2 separate regions of the Homo sapiens genome follow, and region 2 is linked to region 1. A link is an interaction called in ENCODE POLR2A ChIA-PET data of the cell type or tissue named here. Cell type or tissue: PC-9. All regions are shown on one strand. Links, peaks and the distances in the headings refer to the core of each region. The heading gives the core; the rest is flanking DNA.

Region 1 (7,522 bases), core at 2,167-4,666:
GCTGGGATTACAGATGCATACCACCACACCTGGCACATTTTTGTATTTTTAGTAGAGATGGCGTTTTATCATGTTGGTCAGGCTGGTGTCAGACTCTGACCTCCAATGATCCGCTGGCCTCGGCCTCCCAAAGTGCTGGGATTACAGATGTGAGCCACCACGCCTGGCCATCCTCTTTATTTTTTAATTGACACATAATAATTGTACATATTCATGGAGTACATAGTGATGTTTTGAGGCATATGACATACAGTAATCAGATCAGGGTAATTGACATGTCAATCATCTCAAACACTTATCATTTCTTTGTGTTGGGAGCATGCAATATTCTCCTTCTAGCTGTTTGAAACTATGTAATATATTATTGTTTACTGTAGTTACCCTACAGTGCTGTAGAACACTAGAACTTATTCTTCCTACCTAGCTGTATTTTTTGGTGGGGAGATAGAGCGGGGGACAAGGGCAAGTAAAAATGCCATAAAATGTTTCTACCATTTTGAAGTTACCTTTATCTTTCTTTTTCAATTTTTATTTTAAATTCGGTGGTACATGTGCATATTTGTTACATGAGTTTATTAATCCATTTTTATACTCTATAAAGAAATACCCAAGACTGGGTAACTTATAAAGGAAAGAGGTTTAATTGACTTACAGTTCCCCATGGCCGGGGAGGCCTCAGGAAACTTACAATCATGGCAGAAGGGGAAGAAGCACGTCTTACGTGGTAGCAGGAGAGAGAAGTGAAGAGCAAAGTGGGAAAAGCCCCTTATAAAATCATGAGATTTCAGGACAGCTCACTCACTATCACGAGAACAGCATGGGACAACTGGCCCCATGATCCAATCACCTCCCACGATGTCCCTCCCCCAAACCTGGGGATTACAATTCAGATTACAATTCAAGATGAGATTTGAGTAGGGACACAGAGCCAGACCATATCAGTGGCTACACTACATGATGCTAAGGTTTGCTGTATGAATGATCCCATCACTCAAGTAGTGAGCACAGGACACAGTAGGTAGTTTTTCAACCCTCACCCCCTCTCCTGCCCTCCTCCCTCTAGTAGTCACCAGTGTCTATTGTTTCCATCTTCATGTCCACGAGTAGTCAATGTTTTGCTCCCACTTATAAGTGAGAACATGTGGTGGTTGGTTTTCTGTTCCTGCATTAATTCACTTAGGATAATGGCCTCCAGCTGCATCCATTTTGCTGCAAACGACATCATTTTGTTGTTTTCTTTCCTTTTCTTTTCTTTTTTCTTTCTTTTTTTTTTTTTTTTTTTTGAGGCAGAGTGTTGCTCTATCGCCCAGGCTGGAGTGCAGTGGCACGGTCTTGGCTCACTGTAGCCTCTGCCTCCTGGGTTCAAGCAATTCTCCTGCCTCAGCCTCCCCAGTAGCTGGGATTACAGGCATGCGCCACCACGCCTGGCTAATTTTTGTATTTTTAGTAGAGATGAGGTTTCACCATGTTGGCCAGGCTGTTGTCAAACTCCTGACCTCAGGTGATCCACCCACCTCGGCCTCCCAAAGTGCTGGGATTACAGGCATGAGCCACGCAACCAGCCATGATTTTGTTATTTTCTATGGCTGCATAGTATTCCATGGTATATATACACACACCATATATATATACACCATATACACACATACACACACACACACACACACACATATATATATAACACTTTTCTTTATCCAGTCCACTGTTGATGGGCGCCTAGGTTGATTCCATGTTTTTGCTGTTGTGAACAGCACTAGCTGTAATTTTGTATCCTTTAACAAATCTCTCCCTATCCTCTCTTCCCCCTACCATTCCCAGCCTCTAACATCCTCTGTTCCACTTTTTGCTTTTACAAAATCAACTTATTTAGCTTCCACACATGAATGAGAACATGTGCTGTTTAACTTTCTGTTTCTAGCTTATTTCACCTAACATACTGTCCTCCAGTTCCATCCATGTTACCACAAATGACAGGATTTCATTCTTTTTATGGCTGAATAGTATTGGGGGATGTTGATTTGTTGTGGTTTTTTGGCTTCATTTTGTCTTGTTTTTAGAGAGCGAAGTGTTAGACATCTTCCAACACATCATTGCAAACACTCCGAGTCCTGACTGATTCCCCTAAGATCCAACTTTCTTAACGGACCAGACCCTGTCAAACAATGAGATTTCAAGGAGGAAGAAGACAGCAAAAGCATGCTTTAGCTAAAATTTTGGCATGGGGTAAGTGTAGGATGTTATGTCCAGTTTAATTTGGTGTTTTCCTGGGTTTTGTTTCTCTTTTAGTGAAAAGTGTGTACTTTTTATGCCATTGCAGAATTGATTCAATAGCACCACTGAATTGTCGGTCACGTGGATATGTTCAGTTTGAAAAAAATTATCAAGCTGCACATTTAAGAGTTGTGCACTAGGCCGGGTGCGGTGGCTCATGCCTGTAATCCCAGCACTTTGGGAGGCCAAGAGGGACAGATCACGAGGTCAGGAGTTCGAGACAGGCCTGACCAACATGGTGAAACCCCATCTCCACTAAAAATACAAAAATTGGCCAGGTGTGGTAGTGAGTGCCTGTAATCCCAGCAACTCGCGAGGCTGAGGCAGGAGAATGGCATGAACCCGGAAGGCAGAGGTTGCAGTGAGCCAAGATCACGCCACTGCACTCCAGCCTGGGTGACAGAGCGAGACTCCGTCTCAAAAAAAAAAAAAGAAAGAAAAAAAAAGAGTCGCGCACTTTTCTTCACATAGGTTATTCTCAATAGTTGTTTAAAGAACACAAAAAAATTGAGTTTGTTCCATATGTGCTAACATGGAAAGATGACCCAGACATAATTCGGTGAACAAGGCAAGTAACAGGACAATTTTGTAGAACGGGCCCACCTATGTAACTAACACTGCGAATGTGTGTAAGTCAATGCGGCAATAGGCACTGAAGGGAAATTGCTCAGTCTTGTGCCTGGGCTACCTGGAAGCAAAGGGAAGAATTGGAAGGATGAGAACAGGCCAGTTTTGCTAAAAAAAACATTTCTGTATTGCTAGAAAGTTGCACTACTAGGAATGGAATTAAAACATGCATCAGGCTAAGCGTGGTGGCTCACGCCTGTAATCCCAGCACTTTGGGAGGCCCAGGCAGGTGGATCGTTTTCAGCTCAGGAGTTTAACAACAGCTGGGCAACATGGCAAAACCCAGTTTCTACAAAAAACACACAAAAAATTAGCCTGGCATGGTGGTGCACGCCTGTAGTCCCAGCTACTGGGGAGGCTGCGGCTGGAGAATTGCTTGAGTCCGGGAAGCAGAGGTTGTAGTGAGTTGAGATCATACCATTGCACTCCAGCCTGGGCAACTTAGTGAGACCCTGTCTCAAAAAAAAATCCACATAAAACTTGTACATAAATATGTATAACAGCATCCTTCAAATAGCCAAAAGCCTAACACAACTGAAATGTTCCTCCACAGATGAATAAATAAACAAAATGAGGTATATCTGTACAATGGACTATTATTCAGTCAGAAAAAGGGATGAAGTTCTAATATATGCTACCATGTGGATGCTATCTTCCTCCTCCTTGAAATCTCATTGATTTATAGGATCTGGTCAGCTAAGAAGGCTGGATCTTAGGGGAAGGAATTGGAATGGGAGTGTCTGCAATGGTTTGCTGAAAGACATCTAACACTTGGCTCTCTAAAAACCAAAACAAAATGAAACAGGAGACAACAAACCAACATCCCTGCAATACTGTTCTTGAAAACATCATGCTGAATGAAAGAAGCCAGACACAAAAATCACATAGTGTATGATTCTATTTCTGTGAAATATCCAGAACAGGGAAACCTGCAGAGACAGAAACTCGGCTAGTGGTTGCCTAAGGCTGGGATGTATGGAGAGATTGGGAGTGATAGCTAAAGGGTACTGGGATTCTTTTGGGGGGTGATAAAAATGTTCTAAAATGAGCCAGGTGTGGTGGCCCGCGCCTGTAATCTCACACTTTGGGAGGCCGAGTGGGGAGGATCCCTTGAGGCCAGAAGTTCGAGACCAGCCTGGGCAACACAGCAAGACTTTGTCTCTACAAAAAATCTTGAGGAAAAAAGTAGCAAGGCATGTACGTGCACACCTGTAGTCCCAGCTGCCCAGGAGGCTGAGGTGGAAGGATCGAATAAGCCCAGGAGTTTTAAGCTGCAGTGAGCTGTGATCGCTCCACTGCACTCCAGCCTGGGTGACAGATCTTATCTCCGAAAAAAGAAAAAACAAAATGTTCCAAAATGAACTGACGCAATGGTTGCATCACTGTGAATATATTGAAACCCACTGGATTGCACACTTCAGGTGGGTGAATTGTATAATACGTAAATTATATCTCATTTAAGCTGTTGCTATCGAACCGAGTTTGTTCTTCCTCTGTGCAGCAAGCCAATCAATGTAATGACAGATTTTGCAGAAGAGGAAGAGTTCGTTCATGAGGCAATTAAGCGACGAGGTGGTAAAACAGGTCTCAAATTCTCCTCCCCAAAAATAGGGTTTGAGGGTGCTTATGGGATAGAAAACGGGGTGATCTAAAGTACGGAGAAAGGTGACTGGCAGGTAGGGAAGGTGAGGTAATCAGAATTTCTGAGCAAGCATGGTTGAGCTACATGGCTTTAGATAGGACATTTGTGCAAAAAATAGCATTTAGCATGATCTGAAGGTGGAGTTTACGGCCCTCTGATATCAGCTACCCACATAGGTGCAGTTGAAGGGTCAGTGATCTCCACTGGCTTAAACTAAACAAGAGCTGCCTCCTACCTAGTTCCTGAAAAACAACTTTAAGCACCCATTACTATAGTGTCCCACAGACAAAAATGTTATCTGTAAGGAAGCCAGTGGGAGTTTAGTTATGCATTATTTGGCTACGTGACTTGCTAGTGGCGCTTTTAAGATCAACTATAAGTAAGCAATTAAAAGTAAGTAAGCAATTAAACGCAAGGCAGATTAAGTCTGGAGGGCTTAATCAGGTTCGCCTTTGGTTTCACTATTAACATAAGAAATAAAATGAAACAAAATGGCTGAAAAATAATAAGAGGAGGAGGAAGAGAGGAATCATCATGATGCATCAGTTAAGGCAACTGGGCTGGAACATTTTAGGGGTTGTTTGTTTGTTTTTATATTTAAGACAGAGTCTTGCTCTGTCACCCAGGCTGGAGTGCAGAGGCACAATCTTAGCTCGCTGCAGCCTCAAACTCCTAGGCTCAAGCCAGCCTCCTACCTCAGCCTCCTGAGTAGCTAGGACTATAGGTATATGCCATCATTTTTATTATTATTATTATTTTAGTGACAGGGTCTCACTATGCCCCGGCTGGTCTCAAACTCCTCACCTCAAGCGATCCTCCTGCCTTGGCCTCCCAAAGCGCTGGGACTACAGACGTGACCCACCACACCTCACCCCTTATAGGGTTGAATGCCAACTGTGCCAATTGCTGACCTTGGGCAGTCATTTCACCTCTATGAGCCTCAGTTTCTCCATCTGCAAAATGGGAGCAAAAATACTGATCTGTCTAGACTCTTGAAGACTCGATGAGATAATAACTAAGTGAAGTCGGTGTTATCTACACAGTGGAAGGTGAGATGAATAAACTAGGCATAATGATGATGGTAATAACCAGATGGGCTGGCTATGGGATGGGGGTTGGGAGAGGTTGTGGCTGGGCTGGCACAGACATCTGACTCATTTAGACTCTCTGCCTAGGCCACCTTTGCCAGAGGGAGTCCCCTCAGCCTTGCGATCACTCATCCCATTGGCGTTGGCTCCATTTCCACACCACAGCTGTGTGCCAAGGGTGTGTCATGAGGTTTCTTGAGTGACAGAAAACTCACCGACAATAAAGGGCCAGGTGATTGTGCCACCCGATTCATAGACCAGGCTTCTCAGGAGAAACCCCGGGAGATTCCACACTGTCAGCCCCTTCTCCAAGATCAGTACGTGGGCCTGACTCCTCCTCGGTGCCCAGCTCAGTATTGGCAACTAGGAGAGTAGTGAGATTGAACTTGGCCTTGAGGAACAGCTGCCTCTAGAGTTGGTAAGTGATTTGGTGGATATTAGCCTCTCTCTCTCTCTCTCTCTCTCTCTCTCACACACACACACACACACACACACACACACACACGCACATACACACATACGCTCCCTCTCCCTTCATGAATTAATGCTCTGGCCAGTTTTGGCAGAATGGAAGAAATTTCCATCCATCCCCTCTTTCTTTTCATCTGTTCATTTTTTTCTTATTTGTTTACTCAGCAAATTCTCTCCAACACCACCTCTGTGCTCCCTGCCACACTGTTGGCCATGATGGAGACAGAGATAATGAAGTCAGGCTTTCAGTCCTGAAAACTGAGCTGCCAGTTCAGCCATGAGAGTAAGAATCAAAAACACTGCTGTAATTCAAGTAGGAGCAAGCAGAGCTGTGAGAGTCCAGAGAAGGAAGAGGAAAGTTCCAGGAGGTCAAGAGGGATCCTAAAACCTACCTGGGTCACCATTGCTGTTAAGCACCTAGAGCTCTCCCCAGGTCCTTTGCGGATGGGAAAATCGAGTCTCAGAGAGGAGAGTGAGATGCCGAAGGTCACACAGCTGGGAAGGGACTGAGGCAGGATTCGGTTCTGGCTCCAGGGCTATGCTCCTTCCACTTCCTCCCTCACAATCTTTGGCTCCTCTTTCGTCACAGCACTTGCTGTGTGTGTGTGTGAGTGTGTGTGTGTGAGAGAGAGAGAGAGAGAGAGAGATTTAATATTCATTTCTGTCACAGACTAGAGCTACAGAAGGACAGAAAGTCAGGGAGCATGTCTGTCTTACTTAATGGATTCTAAGTGCATAACACATAATAGATACCCAGAAAATATTTGCTGGGTAGGTGGGTGGGTGGGTGGATGGATTGATGGATGGATGGATGGATGGGTGGGTGGGTAGATGGATAAGTAAATAGGTGGATGGATAGATGGAAGATAGAGATGATGGATGAAGGAATGGATAGAAGGAGGGCTAGATGGAGGGATAGTTGGAAGATAGAATAGATGGAGGGATGGAAGACAGAGAGAGATAATGGATGAATGGATGGATGGATGGATGAATGAATGAGTGGTTGGATGAATAAGTGGATGGATAGATAGATGGATGGGTAGATAAATGGGTTGATGGAAGAATGAATGGGTATATGGGATGACTGATTAATAGATGGGTAGACAGACGGATGAATAGATGTGTGAGTGGGTGGATGGATGGATGGATGAGTGGATAGATAGGTAAGTGGAAAGATAAATTGGTGGATGGGTTGATGAATAAAAGGATGGATGTTAAATTGGATTGATGGATGACTAGATAGATGTGCGGGTGGAAGGATGGGTGGATGGGATGACTGATTAATAGATAAGTAGATGGACAGATGAATAGATGGAAGGGTGAGTGGGTGAATGGATGGATAGATGATGAATTAATGGATAGATGGTAGATGGATAGATGAATGAATTGATGGGTGACTGGATAGATAGATGGATAAAAACAT
Region 2 (4,081 bases), core at 1,582-4,081, 70 kb before region 1:
GGGAGTCCCTTGGGAATGAAATGATAATGATTCTTGGCCACAGTGTGATGTTCATGAGCCCCTCTGGGGTGGCAGGCACTGTACTGATGTTTCCCAAACTGCAGGCTTTTGCGTCTCCTCTTTATATTTGGCCATATCCATGTGTCCTTATTCACTTACCTAAAAAACAGTACCGAACCAGGCGTGGTGGCTCACGCCTATAATCCCAGCACTTTGGGAGGCCGAAGCGGGCAGATCACTTGAGCTCAGGAGTTCGAGACCAGCCTGGCCAACACAGTGAAACACCGCCTCTACTAAAAATACAAAAATTACCCAGGCGTGGTGGCAGGTGCCTGTAGTCCCAACTACTCGGGAGGCTGAGGCAAGAGAATCACTTGAATCCAGGAGGTGGAGGTTGCAGTGAACCGAGATCGCACCACAGCACTCCAGCCTGGACGACAGAGTGAGACTCTGTCTCAAAATAAAAATAAATAAATACTTTTAAAATTAAAATTAAAAATGTATCTAAAATGGAAACTTTAGACCCCTACTTGAAATGTGAATTATATTTTTCATCAACATTAAATAAAATGCATATAAAAATTAAAACTTGCCCATCTGTCTACCAACTAAACACCTCACGTGTACAGGGCGGCTCAGAAATTGTGATTTTCATGGGCCTGAGGAACTTTTCTCTTTGTGCACCCCTTCCTTCATTAAAAAAAAGCCTACATTAAAATTCTATTTCACAACTGCATTCATATAAAGAAAAATATGTTATTTCAGAACGAGATAGAGGTGACAATTATTGCACAACATAATGAAAATACTAGATGCTATTGAATTATATGTTTTCAAATGGTTGCTTTTGTGTTATGTGAATTCCCCTCAATTTTAAAAATTGAGCCAGCTGCTGTGGCTCATGCCTGTAATCCCAGCTACTTGGGTGGCTGAGTGGGGAGGATCACCTGAGCCCAGGAGTTCAAGACCTGAGACAGAATGTCGCTCTGTCAACCAGGCAGGAGTGCAGCTCACTGCAGCCTCCAACTCCTGGGCTCAAGTGATCCTCCCACCTCAGCCTCCAAAAGTGCTGGGATTGTAGGCATGAGACACCGCACCCACCCTAAAAAAATTAAAAATTAAAATGAATATGTTAATATTCTACATTATAACATTCTTTCACCTAAATGCTTGTTTCTGTCTTCTGATTTTGAAAGAGATGAAAACATCAGGGAAATAGTAGAATTGTATTAGAGGCTGGGAAGGGTAGGCGGGAGGAGAGGATGGGGAGAGGTTGGTTAACAGATACAAAACTACAGCTAGATAGAAAGAATGAGTTCTGGTGTTCTGCAGCACCGTAGAGGGACTATGGTTAATGATCATTTATTCTATATTTTCCAAAAAGCCAGTAGAGAAGGTTCTGAGCATTCACACATTAAGAAATGATCAATGTTTGAGATGATGGATGTGCTAATTACCCTGATTTGATCTTTACGCATTGTATGCATGTATCGAAATGTCACTGTATCCCATCAATATGTACAAGTATTTTGTATCAACTCAAAATAAAAGGGAAGCAAAAAAAATGAAAACGGCCAGGGCGCAGTGGCTCACATCTGTAATCCCAGCAATTTGGAAGGCCGAGGTGGGCAGATCACTTGAGGTCAGGAGTTCGAGACCAGCCTGGCCAACATGGCGAAACCCCATCTCTATGAAAAATACAAAAATTAGCTGGATGTGTCACACGCCTGTAATCCCAGCTACTCCAGAGGCTGAGGCAGGAGAATCGCTTTGAACCCAGGAGGCAGAGGTTGCAGTGAGCCAAGATTGCACCACTGTACTCCAGCCTGGGTGACAAAGCCAGACTTTGTCAAAAAAAAAAAAAAAGGAAAAAAAAAAAAGAAAGAAAGGAGGGAAGGGAACGGAAGGGAAGGGAAGGGGACAAAGGGAAGGGAAGGGAAGGGGACAAAGGGAAGGGAAGGGAAGGGAAGGAAAGGGAAGGGAAGGGAAGGGAAGGAAAGGGAAGGGGGAAGGGAAGGAAAGGGAAGGGGACTTTTCTGTGGGTCCCTAAAAGCACTGTGTGCTATAGGTACTATACCTCCTAACCTACACTGTTCTCATAACCAAGAAAGGGTGGTGCCCTTCTTCCAGGCATACTGAGAATTCTGTTCTTCCTTCTAGACCCACTCTTAGGCTCCCTCTCCCATGGGCTCCCTTTCGATCTACCCAGTGGAAAGGACAACAGTATGGAGATTTCTCAAAGAACTCCATCCCATCCAGAAACCTCCCTACTGAATATCCACCCCAAGGAAAACAAATCATTGTATCAAAAGGATATCTGCACTGGCATGTTTCATCACAGCAATATTCGCAATCGCCTAGATATGGAATCAACCTAAGTGTCCACCAATGGACGATTAAAGAAAATGTGATATAGATAAGTTTATCATATTATAGATAAATAGATCTGTATCACATTTATATCAATATCACATTTTCTTGCTACATTGTTGATTACAGTATTTTATCTATGTTTCATTATGTATATCATGGAATAGTAATCAGCCATAATAAAGTGTCTTTTACAGCAACACACATACAACTGGAGGCCATTCTCTTAAGTGCAATAATTCAGAAGCAAAGTGTAATACCACATGTTTACTTATTTTTAGTATTTTTGTATTTTTAGTAGAGACGGGGTTTCACTGTTGGCCAGGCTGGTCTCGAACTCCTGACCTCAGGTGATTCACCCACCTCGGCCTCCCAAAGTGCTGGGATTACAGGTATGAGCCACAGCGCCCGGCTGCCCCCCATCTACTTCCTAAGGGATCAAGGCTCCCTGATATTTTTTCTCACCCGCACCCCAGCCACACCCCCAGTACCTGAATTCAACCAGGTCGAGCTGCAGGTTTCTTGGAGGTCTCAGTTTTACCAGTACGTAGGTCCCTGGCCTTTGTGTTTTGCTGCCACTGGCTTTTCTGGGATCTTCCTTGCCCTCCTCAACTCCCCACCATATCCAAGGGATGGGAAATCTGCCCTGATTTTCCAGATCCTGCGTCCTCTAGAGCTAATCCAAATTCCCAATGCCAAGCCCCACTTAGGATCCTGCTCCAAATGGACCCATCTCCTGAAACCACAATGCTGCTTCTCCTTGCTGTGAAAAAAAAAAAAAAAAAAAATCCCAAAGAGTGAACCACAGACTACACAGGGAATCCCTCTGGGATATTATGTTTCCAGTCCCTAAGCCACAGCAGGAAGTTGCCTGTAGATACCAAGGGAGATCATTCAGCTAAGATCTGAACAGTCAGGAAAACTCCCGAGGCTAGAGTTTTGTCCGGTTCCTTTCTCTTCCTTACAAGACATAATACGGTATTGACAAACTATGGTCTGCTAGTCAAATTCAGCCTACTGCTTGTTTTTGTAAATAAAGTTTTATTGGCACACAGCCACACTCATGCATTACCTATTGTCTACAGCTGCTTTCAAGCTACAATGCCTGAGTTGAGTTGTTGGGACAGAGATTGTACGGGCCACAAAGCTCAAAATGTTTACTCTTGGGCCATTTGCTGAAAAAATTTGCTGACCCCTGGAGAAGAGCAGACAGCACTTAGCATCTGTGGGCCAGACGCAGTGGCTCATGCCTGCAATCCCAACACTTTGGGAGGTGAAGGCTGGAGAACCGCTTGAGCCCAGGAGTTCATGGCCAGCCTGGGCAACATAGCCAGACCCTGTCTCTTTTTTAAAAATTAAAAATTAGCCAGGCACGGTGGCCTGTGCCTGTAGTCCTAGCCACTCAAGAGGCTAAAGCAGGAGGATCGCTTGAACCCAGGAGTTTGAGGCTGCAATGAGCTATGATCGTACCACTGCACTCCAACTTGGGTGACAGCGTAAAACCCTGTCTAAAAGAAAAGAAAACAGCATCTTAGCACCTGATGACCATAAAATAGTTGCCAACTGTGGTTGATAAAAAGCAGAAACCTAACTCACACAAAATTAAGAATAGAGTAAAATGCTACAGTGTGAGAATGTCTTACTATCAATTTTTCTCAGTCCTGTCTGCATCACTTATAAGTATATACCATCATGATTGTCAATTAATAAT

The links. Peaks named below come from ENCODE experiments on the same cell type or tissue, not always from the same donor. Only the 100,000 strongest peaks of a DNase experiment are listed, where the experiment ranks them.
Region 2: POLR2A ChIA-PET joins it to region 1 with 28 read pairs; 5 of 35 experiments call an interaction of 5 or more read pairs at or near these places.

Annotation. Positions count from the first base shown.
Region 1 is chr19:15,043,600-15,051,121 of GRCh38, forward strand. It overlaps CASP14 (caspase 14), which reads left to right and starts at 5,881. Exons shown (of 7, transcript NM_012114.3): 1 at 5,881-6,046. In PC-9, for the core only: no CTCF peak of the experiment used is centred there; no DNase peak of the experiment used is centred there.
Region 2 is chr19:14,973,900-14,977,980 of GRCh38, forward strand. All of the region lies in intron 1 of SLC1A6 (solute carrier family 1 member 6), which reads right to left. Among named protein-coding and RNA genes, the nearest start is that of SLC1A6, 3.9 kb to the right of the region's middle. In PC-9, for the core only: no CTCF peak of the experiment used is centred there; no DNase peak of the experiment used is centred there; H3K4me3 peaks cover 639 bases.